Regions from separate parts of the Homo sapiens genome. Here region 2 is linked to region 1. A link is an interaction called in ENCODE POLR2A ChIA-PET data of the cell type or tissue named here. Cell type or tissue: GM12878. All regions are shown on one strand. Each heading gives the region's core, and the rest is flanking DNA. Links, peaks and the distances in the headings are about the cores only. Region 1 overlaps LINC01258 (long intergenic non-protein coding RNA 1258). Region 2 overlaps KLF3-AS1 (KLF3 antisense RNA 1).

Region 1 (8,798 bases), core at 1,803-6,802:
TATGAGTGCTGCTCTGTCTGGCCTGGACAGCTTGCTCCCACTGGCACATACAAGGGGCAACAATCATGGAAGAAGAATGGTTTTCAACATTCCCAAACAGATCACACATGGGTGAGCATTTTCCTTCCCAGAAGTCATCTTGAGGCTTGTGCACACACTCTAATATCCTGAAAGTTAGTGTGGTAGAGGAGAAAGCTTATGGACTTTTAAGGGAGTCAGACCTAGGGTAGAATCATGGCTTTGATGTGTTTATAATCCCTCCCTCCTTCCCTCGCTTCCTTCCTTCTCCTTTTTGCTCCCTCCCTTTCTCCCTCTCTCCTCCCTCCATACATTCACCAAATAGTTAGTGAATTTCTGCTTCATACTAGTCTGTGCTAAGTGCTGTGATACAGTGGTGAACAAGGCAGACACACAATCCCTTTTCTGATGGAGCCTACCTTGGGGAGGGCATTGGACAATTATGCAGAGGATGCGTATAATGACAGGCAAATAATGGGTGCTATAAAAGGATGTTGTGAGGGGATTTAGCTAGATGGAGGCATCATGGACAAGGTCCTCATCTCTTCATTGACCTCTACCCTAAATTGTGAGAATTAAAGATAATGTAACATCTCTACCACCATGCCTGGTCCCTGATGACATGTGAGTATTCAAATCAGATTTGGGATCCTTACTGGGGAACTGTCACCAGAGTCCATTTCAAGCTGTACTGATGGTCATTTCTTTATTATCCTCCATTATCTCTTTTTGTACCAATTATCTTTGCACCTTGCTGCCCCTCTAAGATTTGGATTCCCTGGAGGGCAGAAATAGGTAGTTACCCTCTTTGAGTCTCCAGAGTGCCTATAACAGTGCCCAGCATATAGTAGCTGCTCAGTAAATGTTGCTGGATTAAAATGAATTGAATAATAAAAATGAGAAAGAATCCCAGAGAAAGGGAACCAAAAAGAGAACTTTTTATAGGGAGACACTGTAGCCAATTCTGCCATTCTGACATTTTCTTTATAACCTCTTGGGAGAATAAAAACTAACACATACCACACTCCTTGTTTCATCTTTTCCTCTGCTATTAGGCAGAGAGAATTAATGAAAGGAAGAATATTGAGTTAGGGTTTTACTCCAAGGGCTTCTTCTTAATTATGTGGTGAGGCATTAATTAAAAATCTAATTAATCATAATAAGCTTTTGCTGTTGTACTCACCGGTAAGGTGCAGGTTTTCTGAGAAAAAGAAGCTACAGGAGCTCTGAGCTGTGTGCAAAAATATATCTAAATAGATGGTGAATCTCTGAGCAGGAAATCCTTCTGGTGGGCCAGTTGGGATTACCTCTTCCAGGCTCACATACAGAGATGGGCTTGTCGTGGAGTGAATGAAGCTGGAGCTTTGGGCCCCTCACTTATGTAGGTCTTTCCAAGACTGTGGTAGGGGTCCTCCAGGGATATTTGATCATATATGTATGATATGGTTTGGTTCTCTGTCCCCACCCAAATTTCATCTTGAATTGTAATCCCCACACGTTGAAGGAGGGACCAGTAATCTCCACATGTTGAGGGAGGGAGGTGATTAGATCATGGGGGTGGTTCCCCCATGCTGTTCTCGTGATAGTGAGTGAGTTCTCACAAGATCTGATGGTTTTATAAGCATCTGGCGTATCCTCTGCTTGCACTTTTCTCTCTTGCCACCAAGTGAAGAAGGTCCTTGTTTCCCCTTTGCCTTCTGCCATAATTTAAGTTTCCTGAGGCCTCCCCAGCCATGTGGAACTGTGAGTCAATTAAAACTCTTTCCTTTATAAATTACCCAGTCTTGGGCAGTATCTTGATAGCAGTTTGAGAATGAACTAATACTATATATATAGTATTAGTACTTGTAAGATATTTTCACACAATAAAACTGGGATTTCCCTTACTAATGTGTCTCCTAGGAAAAGTCTAGGGTAGAAGATGGAGCCGAGGAGGTATGATGTGAAGAATGAGGATAATCTCGATGATGATAATGTAGGTGTGACTGGATGGAGAGAGAACGGAAAGAGGAGCTGCACACAGCCAAGAGAATGTGTTGGACAATTGTTTTGAATCAAAATAGATGATCCAAAAAGGCCTGGTGAAAGTGTCTGAAAGTCAATTCCTCAAAGTCAGAAGGCACATACTAACCTCAGGGGCAGGGTGGAGTTCATGGAGGGGCTTCAGGGCTCCATGAGCATCCTGAAACTGTTTGCAAGTTGTTTGTGTATATGCACTTTTTTGTCTGGGAAGAGAAATTGTGCTCACAAAGTTGGGAAGCTCTGAAATGAGCATGAGAAAGAATGGATTCTCTAAGGTTTTAGTATTTAGGGAAAAAACATATAATGGTAAGAGGGAATAGAATTTATAAGCAAAAATAGTATGTGACATAATTTGGTTGTCTCTTCACTAGTTCTTGTTTGAGTCCATGTCTTGGGGCAGGTGCAGTGAGACAGGCTGGCAGCAACCTCCCACTTGGTGGGCAGCCTGGTGTAGGGGAAGGGATTTGCTCCTTCAACCTGTGGATCAGAAAGAAGGAAACTTAGAGAAGCCTCTTAGGCTGCCTCCATGTGAGGGTCAGCAGGCTCATCTGTGTCCAATCCAACTCACAGGGAGGAGGCCAGAGAAGTACAAGGGACAAAGAGAAAGGCGTCCCCTGGGGATCTTTTGTGGTCTGAGTTAATTGGAGATTCCAAGATTGAGGATCCTGGCCAAATCTCCTGCATATCATGATTTCTTCCTATGCGTCAAGGCCAGAACCAGGGATTGAAAAAATGGACTGTAAGAAAGATTTTTAAAAAATAAAATAAAATTCTTAGTAACAACGTAATGTTGGTTGCCTAGAGATTCATTTTAACTAGAGGTTGAAAATAGCAGGACTGGGTCCCAAAGAGGAAAGAACTCTACTTCTTCTGTAGCCAAGAAGGGGATAGGGTCCTTACCAGCCCTATCAGGACCAGGAAGGTTGATCTTAGACACAGGGTGAAGTTAGAACCAGTCTAGGAACCATGGCCAAGCTGAAGCCACAAGGTCAAGGTCAGACTGAAAAGTGGGCTGGGAAGAAGGATCCTTGGACTCCAAGGAGGGAGCCAGGGAGTTCATCTTTCATGAGGTCAGGGAGTGGCATTGGATCAGAACCCAAATCTGTAGCCAGAAACCAGGTGCCTGCCTGTAGTTTCCACCTACACACCCACCTGAGCCAGGTGCAGCCACTTCCCTGCCTGCACCTGCACAGCCTGGGCTGGCGGGGCTCATAGTTTGGTCCCACCCCACTTGGAAGCAAGCAGGAGCTTCCTGCCCATGGGCAAACATGTGGCTCAGAATCAAGTTCTCTTTGCTATTCTTCTGGTGTCTGTGCCTGGCCAGCATGGCCATCTCTTGGACCACCTGCTTCTCATACTCCTGACCCCAACCCAGTCCAGGCCCTCACATTTTGTCTTGACTTCTCCAGTGCCAGCCTCTTGCACTCTCCCTGTAACCCTGCAGTCCCATCCCCATGTCAGGAAACACGGCCAGACTCCAGTGCTGAAGGAAGAGAATGGCATTAAGGCCATGACTCAGGCAATGTTAGAAAAAGAAGTCACCCCTTCATTCATTCCCTAGTAGTGTCAATAACATGTTAATTCAAAATCTAAGAAGCCAAAGAGGTGGAGGAAGCTATCAGAGGTACAGATTTTGTCACTTTTAGCCCCTGAGCAAAGAGCAAGGACAGCCAAAAAAATCCCTCTAGTGTTCTGAGACATCAGCCTATTTACCCAGATCATGTGTACACTTCTGAAGAAAGAGTTATACATAAAGAGAGTCTATTCTCCTTCTTCAGCACGGGAAGTATGTGCTCAATCTGGGCAAGGGTTAACCACTTCAGATTATATCAAGCTTGGGTTTAACTTTTAAACAAGATGCTAGAGGGCATGTTTTAACTGTTGTGTTGCATTGTGAATTTAGAGTTTGGGTGTGGAAGACCAGCCTCTCTGCTTTATAATCTACACAGGTGTGCAGAGGACTTCAAAGCCTCGTTCTAGAAGGAGGTTATTGAGAATTACCTCTGGGGAAGAAAGAAAGGAATCCCACAGAACAGATGCCGAGAGAAGCAAACTAAACTCTCCTTGAGCGGTTGCCTTTGCATTCATTTTAAAATTTCAAAATCTTTTTCTTGAGATCTTCTTGCTCAAGAATGGGGACTTTCCCATTCCACAGTATGATTTCACATTCGAAAAACCTCTATTCTTTTCTGAAAGTGATTCTAACAGAAAGTTGACCCAGGGAAATTTTAGCAGCATGTTAGGCTGCTGGGTAGAACCCATTTTAGTTCTGTCTTTCAGCCTAGCACACTCCACATTCTCAGACATCGCTTCTTGAGAGTGTACTAACCATCAACTATCATTTCACAATGGAGAAGGTAAAATGCGGTCACTTTAGCATTGATTTCTCTTCTATAATAGCAATGAAATAAGTGAGCATAGTATTCTTTTTAATGAAATGACAGTGCTGCCTAATTGACTAATATTCCGCAGGGCGTACGGTTGTGTTTTTCAACAGTGATGTTGGGGATGATTGTTGTTAGCATGTGGGAAAAAAAATTCCTCCTTCCAAATGTCAATATTTGAGTCCTACTAAAAGCTGAGGGGCATGTATGCATTTAGTCAAAGGCATATTTTACTTCTTGGTATTTTCAATGATTTGTGGCCAATGGATCATGAAAATGAAATCTTAAAACCCCAAGAAACCATCAGAAACCAAGCTAGGCATTTAGCGTATTTCACGGTAATTATTTCTACCCCACTCCATGATGAAAATGTTTGTTTTCCCCGATTTATTTGCTTTTTCATTTATTGCCATTTTGAGAACTTCCAGATTAAATTGCCTGTTCCTCTGAGGATAGGATAACTGAACCTAGAGCTTGGAAAGTCCTGTTTAGTTCAGTCAATCCCACTGTTCCTCGCAGAACAGGAAAGAGAGTAATACTTCTCATTTCACAGAGGTTTCTCACTTTTTTTTTTTTTTCTAGGAAAGGCTATTTCCACTATGATGATGAACCACTGTTCATCATTGTAATACATAGTACTTTAAACAATTACAACTTGTAACTCCAATTTCTTGTTAAAGCATCCACCAAGTTTAGTCACGTATTTTCTGGGCAACAACTATAGCAATTGAATTGGTTTAATCATGTGTCATGTTACCTTCTAGCTTGCTATGTAGCCGAGCTATAGATATCCTACTTATTCTTTTCCCTCATTTCATCTTAGCAGTTTTTCCTATTCTTGCTAGTTATTCCTAATGCCTTTTAATTGGGGGTACTTCTTTCCTTTGTTTTGCATAGTTTCTCATGGCAGAGATGCTTAATCAATTGTCCTGTGTCCATTTTCCACTTGTCCCTAGTAACGGAACCCACTGCCAGTTTTAGCAAAATACATTGTTCCACTGTCCTCCTAGCCTCCGAAATAGAATTGACACCCCCTTGTCTCCCTTGCAGCTGGCTATGACCATGTGACTAAGCTCTCACTAATGGAAGGTGAGCAGAATTGAGGAGTGATGGGCATAACTTGTGTTCACTGCCATAAAAGAATGTCATTCCACTTCCTCTCCTTCTTCCTCCCTATAGGGTAGGCTGGAACTTGGATGTGCATTGGCAGGTCTGCATTGGCAGACCAGATGTCACCATACAGACAACAATATCCTACAGGACAGAAAAGCTTGAAAGTAAAAGAAACTTTGGTGTTTGAATAAACCACACATTTGTCCTGGACAACCTGCCTATCGTTGAACTGTTACATGAGAGAAAAAGAGATTTCTCTCTTATTTGAACAATTGCATTTTCAAGTCTTTTTGTTACAGCAGCATAACTGATACCCTAACCCTGACAAATACATTTTTAAACAAAAGGAGGAATGCTACTATCGTACTCTATGCTGGTCCAGTCTTACTTGGGGTGCAGTATTCTCATCTGTGAATCACATTTCAAGGGGCCTAAAGACAAAGTAGAAGTGTTCAGATAACAGCAACATGATTGGTGAGAAATTCAAAGTTGAAGAAACTGGAAGAGCAGATTTAGAGTAAGTAGGAGTGCCACTTTCAAATGTCTGAGGAACTGGCCTGTGAAAGAATGATTCACTTTGTTCTGTGTAGTTTCAGTAGATAGAAGTATGGTTCAACGGGAAAACTGATTTTGCTGAAGAGAAAGATTTCTGGCTGTCAGGTCTGCATAGACATTGGAGGCACTGAGTTCCCTGCTCATGGAGATATTTTTCACAGAGCCTGGATAATCATTTGGCTGGATTTGTAACAACTGTGTATCATACAGGTATGTTACATAAATTGCCTCAAATTCTTAGAACAATGCTGATAATTATATATTTTAATTTCCATTTGATAGAAAGGAAATATTAATCTAAGACCAGTTAAAACTGCTCCAGGATCACAGACCCAGTTAGTAGCAGGGTCCAGGTTCTTTCTACTGACCACTGGTAAAGCTAATTTACAAAATGGCCTGAACATTTCTCCCAAATCTGAATTTGATGAGTCCCCTAGAAAATTGTGTTTCCTAAATCTTTCCTTGAATTCTGAAGTATCTGAGCCAGCAACATTTCCTGAAATTGGTGTGCATACTCTCCCAAATTTTAACCTCATAGCCAGTTTACTTTGGGCCCTCCTTTATGTGTCAGAGATTGCCAGCTGGTCACCGAACCATTTTCTTTCCTTCTTGGCACAGCATGAAAATGCATTTTCTAGCTTCCCTTGAAGTGAAATGTGAGCAAAAATGATGCCAGCCACTCCCAGACCGGCCCATAGAAACCTCCCATATTCTTTCTTCTTCTGCTGCTGGATATTGACACAGGGGATGACTTTGAAAGCTGAGTATTGAAGATGGCAGAAGCTGTCTTTCAGCCTTGGTCCCTGAACAACATGTTGAGCAGATCCCGTGGTAATCTGGAACTGCCCTGGACTGTGTAAGTGAGTGAGACATAAACTCTTACTATGCTTGAGCCATTTTACATGTAACAGCAGTTAGCTTTCCTTACTTAATGCTCTTTATACCCTGCTACTAAATAGCAAGAATTGTAACTTTAGATCACAGGACTATGTGAATAGTCATTATATTTGTCAACAACTCTAACAGGCTGAACTTTTTATTCCTCAGTTATTTAAAATTGTGGTAAAATACACATAACATAAAATTTACCATCTTACCCATGTTAAGTATACAGTTCAGTGGTATTAAGTACATTTGTAGTGCTATATGTTCATCACCACCATCTACCTCCAGAACTCTTTTCATCTTGTAAAACTGAAACTCTGTGCCCATTAAACAGTAACTCCATTCCCTCCTCCACACAAGCCTCTGGCAACCACCACTGTACTTTCTGTTTCTATGGTTTTGATTATTCTAAGTACCTCATATAAGTGGAATCATGCACTATTTGTCTTTTTTTGTTGTTGGCAGATTTCACTTAGCATACTGTCCTCAAGTTTCATCCATGTGTCAGAATTTCCTTCCTTTTTGCAGCTGAATAATATTCTATTATATGTGTGTACCACATTTTGTTTATCCATTCATTCATCAGTGGACACTTGGGTTGCTCCTACATGTTAGCTATTATGAATGATAGAGTTTGGGTGTGTGTCCCCACCCAAATCTCATATGGAAATGTAATCTTCAATATTGGAAGTGGGGCTTGGTGGGAGGTGATTGGATCATGGGGGTGGATTTTTCATGGATGATTTATCACCATCCCCCTTGGTACTGTCCTAGTGATAGTACGTTTTTGTGAGATCTGATCATTTAAAAGTGTTTGGCACCTCCCCCGCTCCTTGCTCCTATTTTTTTTGCCATGAAATGTGGCTGCTTCCTGTTTGCCTTCCACCATGACTGGAAGCTTCTTGAGACCTCCCTGGAAGCAGATGCTGCTATGCTTCCTGCACAGCCTACAGAACCATGAGCCGATTAAACCTCTTTTCTTACAAATTACTGAGTCTTAGGTATTTCTTTGTAACAATGCAACAACAGCCTAATACAATGAACTATGCTGCCATAAACATGGATGTACAAGTATTTATTTGAGATCCTGTTTTCCATTCTTTTTGTTGTATACTCAGAAGTAGAATTGCTGGATCATATGGCAATTCTATTTTTAATTTTTTGAGGAACCTAGGTTAAACTTTTTGAAACTGCAGATATTGAACCAGTTTTATGTTTACCAAAAAAGCAGAACTTTAACACAATCTAATCTGTTTATTCCATCTCTCACTCTCTTGACTTCTCCATAACCCTATCCAACTGATAAAGAGGAATCAACTTCTTTATACAACAATGGCAGAGAAGTTCTACAATATGGAGTCCTGTGATAAAAGGTAATGCCAAAAGTTTGTCCAATGGTGACTTATGGTTCAGTCCACTCATTTTTGGTTTTTAGATTCTTCAGTGTCCTTCTTTTATCTGTTTCTAAAGTTACAAACTACCAGGAAATTTCTCATGGGAAAAAAAAATCTGTATCTTCGGATTATTTTACAAATCGGAAGACTAGAACATGTATATCAAAACCAGCTGGCGGCCCAGCACAGTGGCTCATGCCTGTAATACCAGCACTTTGGGAGGCCAAGGTGGGTGGATCACCTGAGGTCAGGAGTTCGAGACCAGCCTGGTCAACATGGCGAAACCCTGTTGCTAAAAATACAAAAATTAGCTGGGCTTGGTGGCGCATGCCTGTAGTCCCAGCTACACAGGAGGCTGAGGCAGGAGAATCACTTGAACCCTGGAGGCCAAGGTTTCAGTGAGCTGCAATCGTGCCACTGCACTCCA
Region 2 (8,798 bases), core at 1,569-6,568, 200 kb before region 1:
GTTAATTAATGTATGACAGCTAAGCTACCCCAGGACAATAACACCATGTTGAAATGGATTCAGGGGCTAGTGGACACAAGCCACTGCAAACCTCCACTTTCTCTTTTGTGACTTACATCACAGTATATCCCATCTCAGGCAGTCTCTTCCTGCTACACAAATACATTTTCTTGAGATTTCTTATTTCTTTTCCAATCTACTTTAGAGCTTTTCTATTTCTTCCCAGGGCATTTCTCCTCCTCGTGTGATGACAGACAAAGCTACCAAGGCAGAAAAGTGTCATGTGCTTGTGAATTTACGAGCAGCACAGATACATTTACCTTAAAGGAAAACAAAGCTATATGATTTGAAGTAAAATTAGAAATGCTAGTCTAAGAATTATCCATCTCTAAAACATTACAAAAGGTGTGGAGATTCTCTGCATCATCTCTGCAAGTTTCCACCTTTATTATCTATCCATCCATCTAATTTAGAATTGCCAGGAAATACCGAGGTTGAGTTAGGTGACCATGAGTTCTGGTGAAGATCAGACTGGATGTATGATCCACTCCCACCTCCAGAAGCTCTCAGCATTTCTAGTGCAGGTGGACAGTTGTCTTGGATTGTGTTTGGCAGGACAGTGCAATCCAAGGACAGTGGCACAGTGGAAATGTTGGTTCTTGGGACCTAACTCAGAGAGGTAAAACAGAATAAGGCTGTAGAGAAATAGCCAAGGGATTGGTGAACTGGACATTCCAAATAGGTTGAAGAATGGGTGTCTTGGGAATAATGGAGTGAGTGACCTGGAAGGTTAGGAGGTGAGTTGTCAGAGAATGGGGACCTACCTGTAAGTTTAGTATTTAGAGGTGAAGCAGTCCTAGGGGATGGTGCGGTCCAGGGAGTGCCTGCGGAAGTGGGAGAACTAGAAGGGAGTGGAGAAGATCCCTGAAGATGAAGAGATGAGTGAAAAGAGTGACTGGGGTGTTAAACATGGTTCCTTGTGGATCCTGAAATTACTCAGAGCTATGGGCAGAGTAAGACTTAGGCCCTCAAGTCATGTCTTAATTCCATTAAAAAAAAAAAAAAATGTCTGAGAAACATGGAAGATAGCCACCAGGAGAGAATGGTTAGAAGATATCCTTTTTCTATAGTTAAATCTGCTTTCCTTGAATCATGATTATTCAAATTAAAAATAATCACTTGGGCTGGGTGTGGTGGCTCACACCTGTAATCCCAGCACTTTGAGAGGCTGAGGCAGACAGATCATCTGAGGTCAGGAGTTTGAGACCAACCTGGCCAACATGGTGAAACCCTGTCTCTACTAAAAATATAAGCATTAGCCGGGCGCTGTGGCATGCGCCTGTAATCCCAGCTACTCTGGAGGCTGAGGCAGAAGAATTGCTTGAACCCGGGAGGCGGAGCTTGCAGTGAGCCGAGATTGCATCACTGCACTCCAGCAGGGGCGACAGAGCAAGACTCCATCTCAAAAGAAAAAAAAAAAAAATCACGTGTATTTCATTGTTTATTGGTTATTTTGCAAGTAAAATATGTCAGTAGTTTTATTTTCTACTTTTTATTGAAAACATATTATTTCTTCTTTATTAAGAGTTTCAGTCAACTTTTGGAGACCTGTCAGAGACCTTAAAACATTATTTATACTATGACTTCAAAGCGAAATTATTTATAATTTCCAAATCAATGTCCTACACATACAAAGAGACTGCAACTTCTTGCTGAGTTGGAGACTACCTAGATTTTTCCTGTGCTGGTAGTCAGAGTAAGTAAAGAATGGGAGACCCACAAAGTAAGAAAAACTACCTCCCTTGTTTTGGAATGAGGCTGTTTTTCAACTATTTTGGAGTAAGGTGGACTCTTTATGTTTCCATCCCTCTCCTCTATGTTAAGGAATAATTATTGGCATTTAAATCTTGAATTTAATCTACTTCAGTTAGTATTGCTTGAACTTTTACCATAGGTCTCGGGTGGGGGTGATAGTGCAAGAAATATGTATGACATAATCCCTGCATTCAAGGAATTAGAGAGAATATATGTATTATTCTGCTTAATTATTACACAATGCAGAAATAATAATATAATGAATACAATTTATTTTATTTTATTTTATTTTATTTTATTTTATTTTATTTTATTTTTGAGACAGAATCTCATTCTGTTACCCAGGCTGGAGTGCAGTGGCACAATCTCAACTCAGTGCAACAACCTCTGCCTCCTGGGTTCCAGCGATTCTCCTGCCTCAGCCTCCCAAGTAGCTGGGATTATAGGTGTGTGCCACCCTTGGCTAATTTCTGTATTTTTAGTAGAGACGGGGTTTCACCATGTTGGTCAGGCTGGTCTTGAACTCCTGATCTCAAGTGATGCTCCTGTCTTGGCCTCCCAAAGTGCTGGGATTACAGGTGTGAGCCACTGTGCCCGGCCAAGAATATAATGAATAAAATTTAGAAAAGGACAATGATATGAGAATTAAATGGATAAAAAGGTAAATTTATTTGTCCAAAATATGAGCAGTAATGTGTGGTTTGGTTTTTGTCTTCAAGGAGCTTACAGTCTTGCAAAAGAAATGACATCTGGTCAGGAAATCCTCAAAATCTTCATGGAGGAGGTGATATCTGTGTTAGAACTTCATGGCTGCAGAAGGGGCTAGAAATCACATTTTAGGATCTGGAAAGGGCATGGAGGCAAAGGGTCCAACAGGAACCTGGGTCACTTAGGAGTGGAGTGAGATAAGGTAGGAGAGGTCAGTCAAGGCCATGTTGTGGAGAAAATTGGAATTTGACATCGGGAAACCACAGAAGGTTTTTAAGCAGGTGAGTGGCATGATAGCATATAAAAATGACATGAAGTTTAATGTCAGTATAAAGCTCCAACAGTGCAGAGCAGAAGGCAGCAAGCAAAGGGTGCATACATCTATTCATGTATATATACATATGTCATCTCTCTCTCTCTCACCCTGTACACACATGCACATGTACATGTGCACGTGTGAGCATTTTTCTACCTTAGTGACTAAGCCAGCAAAGAGGCAGGGTGTACACTGTGCTCTAGGGAAGTGGTCTTGCCACCTTTTCTTTTCTGCTCATTCCAAGTGCATTGCATGCCCACACTTCCAAAACCCTGAAGTTTGAAGCATTTCCCTCCGTGTAAAAGCTCAGTTGCACAGGCTCCCCTGGTACTTGGCTGGGAAGAGGACTTCAGCCTTTTATTCCTTGGTCTCCCAACCTGGCAAGCCATTCTGCCTTCACAAATGCTTTGGAAGTTTTGCTGATCTGTCCTAGAAAAAATTAAACACATGGTTCTCCCACATGAACAGTGGAGAGTTCTTCATCACCCTGGCAATTAAAAAAGATTTGCTAATACACAAAAACATGAAAATGATAATAATGCTCATATCCAAGTGATAGGAGTAGGGGGGATATTTTTTCTTTGCCTTTCAATATTCTGAGTTTTTTTCTTTAATGAGCATGTATTCCTTTTGTAATAAGAAACAAGTGTGTTTTAAAAAATAGCTAAAATGCCAGGCATGGTGGCTCACGCCTGTAATCCCAGCATTTTGGGAGGCTGAGGTGGTGGATCACTTGAGGTCAGGAGTTCGAGGCCAGCCTAGCTAACATGGTGAAACCCTGTCTCTACTAAAAATACAAAAATTAGCTGGGCGTGGTGGCACGTGTCTATAATCCCAGCTACTCCGGAGGCTGAGGGAGAAGAATCGCTTGAACCTGCGAGGCGACTTTGCAGTGAGCCGAGATTGTGCCACTGCACTCCAGCCTGGGCGACAGAGTGACTGTCTCAAAAAAAAAAAAAAAAAAAACCGCTAAGAAAGAAAGAAACGGGCAAGTTGTGTATGATTAAGTGTCAGATCTGAAGCACAGTTTTGCAAGTTGGCCCTTTGAAAGCACCTCAGAGCCAGAGGTGCAGTCCTTTGATTGGGATTTTGAAGGGGGCTGAGTCTAGCGGGGCAGGAGGTGGTGAAGAGGGAGGCTCTAGGAATCAAGGGCAGTGAGAGAAGGCAAACGTCTTTTATTGACTGTGGGTTTTTTTTTTTTTTTTTTTTTTTTTTTTGAGATGAAGTCTAGCTCTGTCGCCCAGGCTGGAGTGCAGTGGCATGATCTCAGCTCACTGCAACCTCCTCCTCCCAGCTTCAAGTGATTCTCCTGCCTCAGCCTCCCGAATAGCTGGGATTATGGGCATGTCCCACCACACCCGGCTAGTTTTTGTGTTTTTAGTAGAGACAGGGTTTCACTATGTTAACCAGGCTGGTCTCCAACTCCTGACCTTGTGATCCGCCTGCCTCGGCCTCCCAAAGTGCTGGGATTGCAGGCACTGCACCCGGCCGACTCTTTGGCTTTTTAAAGACTGCTTGGATAGTTGGACCTGTGCTGGTTCTTGGAACTGGAATTTCCTCTTCAAAATGACACGTAACAGTATTTACTTGACAAACCTTTCCAAAGAAGAAAAGCTAAAAACAAACACAAAAAACAAAACAAAACAAAAAAAACCCACCAAAACCAAAAATAGAAAAGCCAGCAAACTAGAATGAGTAGAGCCGAAGTTCCTATTTCTGAAGAGATAGGAATATATTAAAACTCCTGGATCAAGGTCCATTCATCCTCTCTGGGGGTCTTTTGCCAGGATCTGTTGATTCGACGGGAAACAGAGGTGTCAGCAGTTGTGGATGTGAGTATGTGAGAGATGACCTGCAGCCCCCAAACACCATTAACGTGTCTGGTGCGTTGTCTCAGCAGGAGGGGCTTCTAGCTGCTCCGCTGTTTCTTTCTGAGCTGCATCTGCTTGTCTGTTATTGTTCGTAGGTTTTCTGGGTAACTATAAGCAACGGCCTTGTTAGTTCCTCTTGAGATTGCCCACTACTCCCCACCCTTATTTCTCACCTCCCAGCATCCTGTTTGTCTCCCTGACTCTGTTCCCCGCCCTGTCCCCACCCTTACAGAGCTACCAGCCCTTTTAGCCATGTTTTCTTCCCTTAGCTCATTAATTTTAACCTTTTATTAAGTGTTCTCACATCAAACAAGGCACGTCATCTATCCAATTGTTTATTCATTAATTTGTGCTTTCTTCTATCGTGAATATCTTTAAAATATGTCCAGATGTATATTGCAGTGTGTCTTCCCTTCCTCCCCTTGTCTTGAAGATACTGTTATATACCTAATGTAAATGACGAGTTAATGGATGCAGCACACCAACATGGCACATGTATACATATGTAACAAACCTGCATGTTGTGCACATGTACCCTAGAAACTTAAAGTATAATAAAAAATAAATAAATAAAAATTAAAAAAAAATAATAAAAAAGAATGGAAGAGGATAAAAGAAAGTATGGACAGCTTTGAATTATGTAAAAGGCTTTTTTTTTTTGGTGTGCTTTGCCCTTAAAGTTACTTGCTTGTGATAGGAACAAGAAATCTACAATATATATTGTGTTCATGCTCACATCAATATGTTTAGTTTATTAGATTTTCCAGAATATTTTAGCCCGTCAATAATTGTTGGTTTTTTTTTGTTTGTTTTTTGAGACAGAGTCTTGCTCTGTCACCCAGGCTGAGTGTAGTGGTGCGATGTCGGCTCACTGCAACCTCCGCCTCCTGGGTTCAACAGATTCTCCTGCTTCAGCCTCCCTAGTAGCTGGGGCTATAGGCGCGTGCCATCATGCCTGGCTAATTTTTTGTATTTTTAGTAGGGATGGGTTTTCACCGTGTTAGCTAGGATGGTCTCAATCTCCTGACCTCATGATCTGCCTGCCTCGGCCTCCCAAAGTGCTGGGATTACAGGCGTGAGCCACTGTGCACAGCCCAGCCAGTCAATAATTTTATGTGACGTGTCTGGACTTAAATTTAAATTTTTCTCATTGCTGTTGCAAATGGGTCTATTAACTATGAAACGTTATAGAGTCTAGCACTTAAGTTTTGCAGGTTTATGAGGAATATTTAAACATTTAAAAAAATCATCATAAAAGAAGTCATCAGTGCTCTAGCACAACTAAATATATAATTCTGCCTAGTGGTCATGGTATCTTCTCAATAGAGAAAATTCACTTTCTAAAAAAGAGAAACATTTAGTTTTTTAAAAAGGAGGGAAACACTTTCAAAATTTGAGTACAACTTTTGCTACACAGTAATGTATCTAATCAGTTTCCTTTTCTGCACTAAAGATAAGGGAAATGGATTCAAAAGAAGCAGGAATGGATGATGGTATTCTAAACTCATCTTGTTTCTTTTGCTATTTCATCAATATCTGAAAAATAAGATTTCCCCTGAGATTCACACGAATGTGTCTCCTTTTCCATGTTTGTTTATTTTCTTATGTGGCAAATTGTTTCAAATGCAATTGATTTTCTTTCATTTGGTACTATGAAGATGAGGGCGTCTTAAAGGAGTTCCCAAGATTTAGGAGGAAACAGGAGAAGTCTTGAGGAGCATTTGTCACCACCTCCCAGGAGAGACACTCTTGGTAGGATATCAGCTTACTTTCTCGAACCACATATCTCAAGGTGTTCCCAGTTATGATGCATTTGAAAGTACCTGTCTGGAGTCCAGTCCTCAGGACTTTTCAATTTTCATTAGGTGGTAGTTATCAAATGAGTAGTGTAGTTTGGATAATGACAAAATTAGTCACATTTATTAATGTATTTCCCTTAACTTTCTTCTGCACCTGCAGAAGTACCCTTAGATCCAAACAAACAAACAAACAACAACGCCCCCCCCTCCAAAAAAAAAAAAAAACCCCAGTTAATCTAGACCATTTGGTACAGATGACTGACAAAGATGCATTGTATAATTCAGACACAGCAATTGCTGTGTCTGAGATCTCGGCTCACTGCAACCTCCACCTCCAGGTTCAGGCAATTCTCCTGCCTCAGCCTCCCGAGTAGATGGGATTACAGGTGTCCACCACCACACCTGGCTAATTTTTGTATTTTTAGTAGAGACGGGGTTTCACATGTTGGCCAGTCTGGTCTCGAACCCCTCATCTCGTGATCCACCTGCCTCGGCCTCCTAAAGTGTTGGGATTACAGGTGTGAACCACTGCACCCTGCCAACACTGTTGATTATGTTATTATTTCAATTCCAGATAACAGTCTTAATTTCTGTCTCTCTCTCTCTTTTTTTCTCTTTCTCTCTTTCTTTCATATGGAGTCTTGCTCTGTCTCCCAGGCTGGAGTACAGTGGTGTGATCTAGGCTCACTACAACTTCTGCCTCCCGAGTTCAAGCTATTCTCCTGCCTAAGCCTCCCAAGTAGCTGGGATTATAAGTGCACGCCACCATGCCCAGCTGATTTTTATATTTTTAGTAGAGATGGGGATTTCACCATGTTAGCCAGGCTGGTCTCAAACTCCTGACCTCAAGTGATCTGCCCACCTCGGCCTCCCAAAGTGCTGGGGTTACAGGCGTGACCCACCGCACCTGGCCCAGATAATGGTCTTTCTATTCCATCATCTTTAGAAATTAGGAAAGGAAGGCAAAAATTTTTAGCCTGTTTTAAAGAAAACCTTTCCTGTATCATTGTTTTAAACAGATATGTGTATCATTCACCTTTTCTTTTCAAATCTGAAAAACAAATTCTCCAAAAAATTTTAAATTGTTTTTATACTCTAGAATTATTACCAGCACTACCACTCTGTGCACTTTACATTTCTAGTTAGCAGCTGGGCACGGTGGCTCATGCCTATAATCCCAGCACTTTGGGAGGCTGAGGCAGGTGGATCATTGGAGGCCAGGAGTTGGAGACCAGCCTGGCCAACATGGTGAAATCCTGTCTCTACTAAAAATACAAAAATTAGCTGGGTGCAGTGGCACACACCTGTGATCCCAGCACTTTGGGAGGCCGAGCAGGGGGCGGATCACTTAAGGTCAGCAGTTCGAGACTACTCTGGCCAACATGGTGAAACCCTGTCTCTAGTAAAAATACAAAAATTAGCTGGGTGCAGTGACACATGCCTGTATTCCCAAGCTACTCAGGAGGCTGAGGCAGGAGAATCGTTGCAGTGAGCTGAGATCGCGCCACTGCACTCCAGCCTAGGTGACAGCAAGACTGTCTCAAAAACAAAAACAAAAACAAACACAAACCCAAATACATTTCTAGTTTGCTTGAACTCTTGTAGTTGTTTATAAGCTACTTAGAGCAAGGGCTTTGTCTTTTTTATAGTTTCTGTTACAATTTTTATACTTAACAGACAGTTCTATATTTTTCTAACAACTAATTTCCTTGGCCATAAAAATAACTTTTCTTATTCTTTTCTTTTTTCTTTTTTTTTTTTTTTTGAGACAGAGTCTCACTGTCACCCAGGCTGGAGTGAAGTGGCGCAATCTCAGCTCACTGTAACCTCTGCTGCCTGGGTTCAAGCCATTCTCCTGCCTCAGCCTCCCAAGTAGCTGGGATTACAGGTGCCTGCCGTCGCGTCTGGCTAAGTTTAGTATTTTTAGTAGAGACGAGGTTTCACCATGTTGGCCAGGCTGATCTCGAACTCCTGACCTCATGATCCACCCACCTTGGCCTCCCAAAATGCTGGGATTATAGGCGTGAGCCACTGTGCCCGGACATATACATGACTTTTAAAATTTGAATTTATTTCTCCATAAATAGGATGCTTATACTATTATTTATCTAGTATTGATTTGTATTTTTATATCTTATACCTTATGGCTTATCACTTGCTTTAGTACCTCTGTTATATTCTTGAAAGTATCAACTTTACTCAAAATAGTATAATTTAAAGCCATTTCTCAAGGAAAATATTAAATATAATTAAATTTAATTATAATATTTAATAATTACATATTATATT

The links. ChIA-PET counts read pairs that join two places held together with the same protein. Peaks named below come from ENCODE experiments on the same cell type or tissue, not always from the same donor. Only the 100,000 strongest peaks of a DNase experiment are listed, where the experiment ranks them.
Region 2: POLR2A ChIA-PET joins it to region 1 with 7 read pairs; 3 of 35 experiments call an interaction of 5 or more read pairs at or near these places.

What each region holds. Positions count from the first base shown.
Region 1 is chr4:38,450,727-38,459,524 of GRCh38, reverse strand. It overlaps LINC01258 (long intergenic non-protein coding RNA 1258), which reads left to right. Exons shown (of 8, transcript NR_110951.1): 3 at 5,604-6,302; 4 at 6,711-6,952; 5 at 8,286-8,350. Among named protein-coding and RNA genes, the nearest start is that of LINC01259, 55 kb to the left of the region's middle. RefSeq lists enhancers at 7,162-7,231, 7,242-7,391. In GM12878, for the core only: no CTCF peak of the experiment used is centred there; DNase peaks (open chromatin) are centred at 4,254 and 6,051; H3K4me3 peaks cover 620 bases; H3K27ac peaks cover 3,973 bases.
Region 2 is chr4:38,650,496-38,659,293 of GRCh38, reverse strand. All of the region lies in intron 1 of KLF3-AS1 (KLF3 antisense RNA 1), which reads left to right. Among named protein-coding and RNA genes, the nearest start is that of KLF3, 9.3 kb to the left of the region's middle. In GM12878, for the core only: no CTCF peak of the experiment used is centred there; no DNase peak of the experiment used is centred there; H3K27me3 peaks cover 298 bases.